Regions from separate parts of the Homo sapiens genome. Here region 1 is linked to region 2. Evidence: chromatin contacts called from ENCODE Hi-C data. All regions are on one chromosome and are shown on one strand. The core of a region is the stretch at or near the end of the contact, and the rest is flanking DNA. Distances in the headings are between cores, read along the strand shown.

Evidence for each region. A loop is a pair of places that touch in the nucleus more often than their neighbours do. Pooled maps may share reads with other maps.
Region 1: a loop to region 2 is called in a pooled map, with 7 times the contacts of the local background. The contact joins the promoter of OPA1 here to the promoter of CCDC50 in region 2. A Hi-C loop is called at or near these places in 6 of 50 pooled maps.

What each region holds. Positions count from the first base shown.
Region 1 is chr3:193,591,121-193,594,814 of GRCh38, reverse strand. It overlaps OPA1 (OPA1 mitochondrial dynamin like GTPase), which reads right to left and starts at 1,607. Exons shown (of 31, transcript NM_130837.3): 1 at 1,406-1,607. The coding sequence starts at 1,437. It also overlaps a transcript of ATP13A4 not described here. RefSeq lists enhancers at 1,049-1,128, 642-1,293, 1,729-1,778, 1,829-1,898, 1,294-1,945 and a silencer at 1,359-1,508.
Region 2 is chr3:191,327,029-191,330,643 of GRCh38, reverse strand. It overlaps CCDC50 (coiled-coil domain containing 50), which reads right to left and starts at 1,250. Exons shown (of 12, transcript NM_178335.3): 1 at 921-1,250. The coding sequence starts at 969. UTS2B (urotensin 2B) reads left to right here and starts at 118. Exons shown (of 9, transcript NM_198152.5): 1 at 118-230; 2 at 1,935-2,013. RefSeq lists enhancers at 481-1,081, 1,082-1,683 and silencers at 1,095-1,374, 1,475-1,554.

The DNA.
Region 1 (3,694 bases), core at 358-2,857, 2.3 Mb before region 2:
CAAAGACTAAAATTCCATGAGATTAAAAATACCTATGCAATAATTCTAACTGACTAACACTGTTAACTATTGTTATCTCATCTAGTTCTGTATTTTGGACTCCAGTTAACCTATATAAAACAAATTGGGCCGGGCGCGGTGGCTCACGGTTGTAATCCCAGCACTTTGGGAAGTCGAGGAGGGTGGATCACATGAGGTCAGGAGTTCGAGACCAGCCTGGCCAAAATGGTGAAACCCCCTCTCTACTAAAAATACAAAAATTAGCTAGGCGTGCTGGCGCGTGCCTGTAATTCCAGCTACTCCGGAGGCGGAGACAGGAGAATTGCTTGAACCTGGGAGGCGGAGGTTGCAGTGAGCCGAGATAGCGCTACTGCACTCCAGCCTGGACGACAGAGCAAGACTCCGTCTCAAAACAAAACAAAAACAAACTAACGAATGCATTCCATTCCTTATAAACACGATAAATTATCTATACCACTTAAAAAGGTCTGGAAAAAATTCAAAACAACTGCTTAGAAGTTAATTCAGGAAAACCACGTTTTTCCAATTTTGCTTGATGCATCTTACTTCCTATCAAATGCCTGCAACAATGAGCTAAGCTTGAAGGTATCTAATGATACTAGAACAAAATTTCCTATAAAATCCAATTTAATCTCATTACAATGCATATAGTAACGCACAGAAATGAAAAGATTTCTATGATTTTCTATTTAGAATTAAACCACCCCAGGGCAACAATGATTGAGATTAGAAAGGTGGTGCCACGTTCACGACCTTGCATCAAAAAGTAAGTCTCCCTCCCGAAACACAGAAAAAAGCTGCTATTGAAAGGGCATCTCGAATCACCGTCTCTGACACCGTGTGCGTCATTGCTCTAGTTCTGACTTCTATCAGCGGGCTAGGGAAAGAGACGGACGCCCCTTTCCCCGATAGAAGAGCCCAGGTACCTGAAGATGCAATGTACACATGGCGTGGAAATGGAAGAAAAAGAAGACACCGAGAGTTAGGAGAAATGTGGAGAGAGGTGACTCATGGACAGAGCCAAACCTGGCAGGGAGAGGACAGAAAAAAGGCAAAAGAGGCAACCAGAGACAGACAGAACACTGAAGACACAAGGGTGTAAAGGGCAGAGACAAAAGGACAATAGAGACGGGCCAAGATTGAGAGGCGTCCAGAATTTTCGGGTTGGGTAGGGCCAGAGAAAAGGGCCAGTATTGAAGCCGGCTCCGAACGTAAGCCCAGCCAGGGCTCCTGTCATTCTGGGTCCTCAAGAACATCTGGGAATTCTCCAACTGCCGTCGGCCTGGCCTGAGAGTCACCTGCACATTTTTGGAGATAGAGATAAGACAGCCCCACTCTCAAGAGGCCCCAGAATTAACGGGGCCAGATTAGAGCCTGCACTTACCAGGCCACAGCGGCCCGACGTAGTCGCCACATCCCGCCGGCGGGGAGGTCACGCAGGCGCCGAGACGGCCACGCGGGAGCCCCCGTGTGAGCCCCAGCCCGGCTCCCGGTCCAGGAATGACCCAGGAAGTGGCCCTCAGCAGCAAGGGCACAGAGCCGCGGCCGAGGCCCTCCCAATGGCGCATGGACTTCCGCAAGAGCCTGACAGGCACCCGTACTCAGTCCGTCACGGAAACAACCACTTCACCCTTTCTAGGCGGGCAGCACGAACGGTCCGCGGAGGACCAGCGCATGCGCACAGTGCGTCGGGAACGGACTGGAGCAATCCATCGCCTCTCACGGGGCCCCGCCCTCTTGCTTCCGATTTGGAATTCGGAATTAGCCTTGCAGGTTAGAGATTTGGCCAGGGGAGGGAGCGAGAGTTGGGCGGGAACGGGAAGGGCTAAAGGCGTGGAATGAGAATTGATGAATGCTCACCGGGAGCCATGAATTTATTAAGAGTTGGATATTGAGGGAGCACGAAGGAAACTAGAGAGTGCAAGGTGAAATACAGTAATAGCGTACTACAAACTAATGCTTGCACATTTGCCTACCTTCTTTCTTGGGCATCTTTGTTTGAAAGCACTTTCACATCGTTAGGGCAATCATGGGAGGTGAGAAGCAGGACGAAGAGTCATGGATAGGCTAAGTCCCTTAGAATCTCTGAGGATCAGATGGGAAAGGGACTTAAATCAGTTAGGCCAGTAACGGGTTTGGAATAAGCTTGTGTGGTTTATAAAAGGCGTCAAAATGATTTGTTCAACTGTTTCTTCCGGATTTTAAGCCCACCAGTTTGTTGAAATGGTCCTCGTCAAGGCCTCCACCAGCTCCCTATTGTTTGTGGCCAGTGAGCCTGCCACAGCATTCAGTTCAGATGCCTAGTGCTGAGCACTCCTTCAACTACTTTTTCTTTTGGCTCTCTGGCCATCACATTCTCCTTTTTCCCTGGAACTGCTGCTCCCAGGCTTCTTTGATGGCTCCCCTCCCAAATTTCTCAATGTTGGACAGGCCCAGATCTCAGCCATCTTGAGCTCCTCTCCTCCATCACTTTAAATACTCCTTTCCCCTTCCAACACAAACCTTTTATGTTTTGTAAGGAAACCAGGGCCCGTAAAAGGGATGTGGCCTGTGAACGGTTATGAAGCCAATTTTTAGGGACTAAAATAAAAGGGTCCTGTGCATCCTCTTTACTTCAGGGACCTTTCACCTCCTCCCCACTACCCGCCCCCCACCCATGCCACACACATACACAAATACACAGAGCATAAAGACAATTCCTTTTCCCTTAATTGTCAGAATCATAAGTCTGGACCCATGCACTCACAATACCACCAAGAGTAGACCTAGCCATTGATAGTAAACTTCCCAAATGCAGGACTCTTAGAATTTTCTTTATTTATTGTGGTGACTGTTTCAATGGCAGGTCCAGAGAGCAATTTGCTGTACCAACCTGTGCAAACTGTAGATCTTCCTGGGATTGTAGGGTTGTACAAAAAGTGTCTTTGTAATCGTTACTTCCTTGTTATTTTAGAAAATAAAATAAGAGAAACCAAGAGACTTTAACAACAACAACAAAAAAGAAAAATTAGGGATAAAAGACTTTAACCATAAAAAAAGGAGAAACTAACCACCATCACCATTTATATATGGTTATCATATGTTTTATGAAGCCCTTGTTTTGCAGTTCTACTTCTAGGCATTTATCCTGTGGAATCATTCCCATGTATGCAAAGATGTATGCATGATGATGTTTATTTCTGCACTGTATGAAATGGGAAAAGATTGGAATCAGTATAAATGTCCATGTATAGGAACTAGACACATAAATTACATCCGTACTAGCCATGAAAACCTATGCTTTAGGTCTGTATGTCCTGATAAGGAATGATCTCCCATAGATACATAGTGTTGCCATGAAAAAAGGGCAAACTGTTGTATAATAAACTGCAACCATTGGACCAAATTCAGCCCACAGACCTGTTTTGTTTGGTTTAGACAGTGTTGGCCTATGCAGTGTTTTAAAAATAACACTACATTTGGGCTGGGCATGGCGGCTTATGCCTGTAATCCCAGCACTTTGGGAGGCCGAGGAAGGCAGATCACGAGGTCAGGAGTTTGAGACCAGCCTGGCCAATATGGTGAAACCCTGTCTCTACTAAAAATAAAAAAATTAGCCAGCTACTCGGAGGCTGAGGCAGAAAAATTGCTTGAACCCAGGAGGCAGAGGTTGCAGTGAGCTGAGATTGTGCCA
Region 2 (3,615 bases), core at 1-2,500:
ATGACATTCACAACAGAAGCCGATTTTGCAAAGCCCTTGGAACTTAGGGGTCTGCGTCAGCACTCTGGAACGTCTATGCTTCCTAGGACCAAAGAATAAACAAAGATAACTCAAGGCATAAGGCGATCCAGCACCTAAGATCTCAGCAAAAAAAAGCTAGGTCCTGAGGCAGCTAGTGGAAAAACAAGAGAAGGGAAGTCAAAAGGCTACTTGCTGTCAGCTAAAGCCAGGTCAGTACTAATCTCTACTTTCCTGGACATTGGTACAAAAAGCAATGACAAGGCCATCAGTCCCCTGTTCCCCTCGCTCACTATTGTGTGTGTGTGTGTGTGTGTGTGTGTGTGTGTTTTGTTTGTAAGAAAATGCTTATAGTGGCTTCCCGCCCGCGCAGAACACAGCCAAGACTAAACTTTTAAACCTTGAGGAAGGTGGGAAAGTCAGCCAGCCAGACGCCGGCCTAGGAAAAGTAGGGAGAGAAGGAGGGAAAGAGTCATGTTTCAAAACAAAGGCTCCACACGGAACTGAATGTCAACCCCTCTCCACTTCCCAGCCTTCAAGCCAGCCAGGCTGGGCCTCGATTTTTTAGAAGCGGAGTAAGTCAGATTCACCCGGCTCTCAGCGTCCACTGAGGCTTTGCGATGCACGAGAACACGGGCACAGCCACCTACTTGCTGGGGCTGCTGCTAGCCCCCCCCCCCCCCAACCACCCCCTTGAGAAAAAACGGGCTTGGAACGTCGGAGACTTGCCCAACGTCCCACACTAGAACCTGAATTCAATTCCTTTCACGTCCGGGCAAGGCCAACGCAGGGCGGGCACCGGGCGAGGGCCGCGGGAGCCGAAATGGCAACGCCCCTGACCTGAGAGAACCTCGGGCTGGGAGAGGGGAGGGTCCCGCGCGCTCTCCCTCCGGGGCCCTTACCTTCCTTGACTCCAGGCAGCTTGGACTGGTCGATGCTGACTTCAGCCATACCGGGCCAGGGTCCCGGTTGCCCCTTTAACGCGGGCTTCCCGGTCACCGCCGGCGCCGAGCGGGGCCCCGAGCGCAGCAGCAGCGCCGGACGCGGCGCAAAGTCCGGCCGGCAGGGCTCGCAGGCCGGAGAACGGAGCGGGTCGGGCGGGCAGGGGCTGGTGACCAAAGCAGCGGGAGACGGTCCCCGAGGCACCAAGCTGGCGGCCCAGCTGCCCCGCCGCGGCCACCTGCTCCGCGTCCCCGGCCCCAATCGATACCAAATATCCGGAGCCCGGAAATGGACCGGGGCCGTCCAGTACGGAGGGAGAGAGGAGACAGAAAGGCGGGCGGGCCGGCTGGGGGAGGGGGAGCTGCAGGTCTGTAACCGCAATTGCGAGTGGCTGGCGAGCGAAGATCAGCGCCCGCTGCCGCCTCGCTGTTGTCTCCTTTGTGCTCAGTGACGCGCCGCCTGAGGCTGGGGCCCCGCTGTGCTCCCGCCCCCGGGCCCTGCCCCCCTCCTACGGGAGGGTCGCGTCTTTAGGTGGGGGCCTTGTATCCTAAAGGCCTCAACAAAAAGGCCACACGGGTCACCTAAAACATAGTCTTTCCCGTGAGCGGTGTAGTCAGCATTCTGTGGTCTGGTTCTGGGATTGAGATTAACACAGGATGTTTACTGCATGCTTGCCTCTCTCTCATACACTCTTTTTGCACCCGGAATTAGAGGAGAGATGGTAGATGGCCATAAAAACCCCAAATACAACGTACAGAATGAAGAGCAGCTGATAAAATTCTGGGCCAGTTTGGAGTAGAGTGTGTACACAATCAGCTGGGAGAACTGAGTCATTCATTCATCAAAATCGCATGAATGTGTCTACCAAGTGTGATGTTAGGTACTGTGGGTGATAACGAGGCGTCAGACTTATCTCTGTTATAGCGCTGCACACATTGGATTGTAATTGTGACATTTCTATCTCTCTAAAATAGACAACCTCTCCTGTTTCATCTCCTGGCAACAGAATGCATCCTCCTTTTGGGAAACTGCCTCTTTCCCCACTCCTCAGAGGTGAGCTTCTCTCCCAAACGTGTGCCATGTCTGAACCTCGAGACTACCCCATCACTCTTCCCCCTTCCTCCACCGACATGGGTTCATCGAAGGGTGGCTGGGTGACCAAGACAGGTCAAACAGAATACTTTCCTGGGTACATAAAGAGTTACATATTCTGTTTCTTGTGGAAAAGATCTGCCTCTAGGAGATGATGAGGCCAAACTGAAGACAGAAGCAAAGAGAAGAGAAAGGGAGATGAAGAGGGCATGTTCTGATGTTACCACAGTAGCAAAGCAGGATATCCCCAGAGCAGCTGGCATTTCAGCAACTCCTGGATTCTGGGATCTACAACCCGCAAACTCTCAACTTATCCTCAGTTTTGCTTAAGCTAGTAATAGTTGATTTTCTGTCACTCACAGCTCAGAGTCCCAGTATGAGAGGCCACGTAGGGGAGGTTTTATTTGAACTTGACATTGAAAAGTAGGTGGATTTTAGGCTAGCAAAAATTTAGAAGACTTTCAAGGCCAGAGGGTAGCAAAGTATAGCCCACAGGCCAAATCTACGCCACTGAATTTGAATGACTGTTTTTTATATGTTCAAATAATTACATTTCAAATCACTACATAAATAGGACATAATATTTTCGACCTTGCCTCTTAAGCCTCAAAGTCTAAAATATGCTTTACAGGAAAAGTTTACCCACCCCAGTGCTAGGCAGAGATAACACTCAGCAGGTTAAATGTGGGAATAAGAAGGAAGTGGTATTAGAAAGGTAGATTTATGGGAATTTTTTAATTGTCCTGTAATCTAGTAATTTTTTTTAACTTCCTGTGGTCTAGAGAATATTTATAACAGCAGTATTTTCTGTTTCCCTCCCCAAATCTATCGTTTCTACTTCTCTACCAAGCCGTGCCTTTGGATGCCTACAGATAAATCACTAGGCCCCTTTGACCTGTGGCTTCCTGTTGTGATTGACCAATGGGAAGCACTGGCAGAAAATCAAAAGAAGGGAGGAGAGAAATATCAGAGTATTCTTCTTTCCTTTAACCCAAAATTTTGGCCACAGTCCTGTCCCTCTATGACTACAGGGCCTGTGTAGAGGCCTCTTTTCCATGGCCTCAGCTCTCATGGGTCTCTAATAAAACAATTTGTTTCCAGTGTCCCTTCAGGCCTAGAGTGTGATGGCTTCCCCTAGTTCCTTTTGGCTCACTGCAACTTCTGCCTCCCAGGTTCCAGTGATTCTCGTGCCTCAGCCTCCCGAGTAGCTGGGATTACAGGTGTGCACCACAACGCCTGGCTAATCTTTTGTATTTTTAGTAGAGGCAGGGTTTTGGCATGTTGGCCAGGCTGGTCTGGAACTCCTGGCCTCAAGTGATCCGCCCACCTCGGCCTCCCAAAGTGCTGGGATTACAGGCACGAGCCACCACGCCCGGCCTCCCCTAGTTCTCTTAACCCAGTTAATACCTCTGAAATTGTCTCTTCATTACATTCTTTTCAGTAAAATCACTTACAGTGCACCTCCTGTTTCCTACCTAGACTGTGACTGTTACAGTAAGATATGCCAAAAGTAAGATATGCTTAAAATATGATGTGCTTACAGTAAGATATGCATAAAAATAT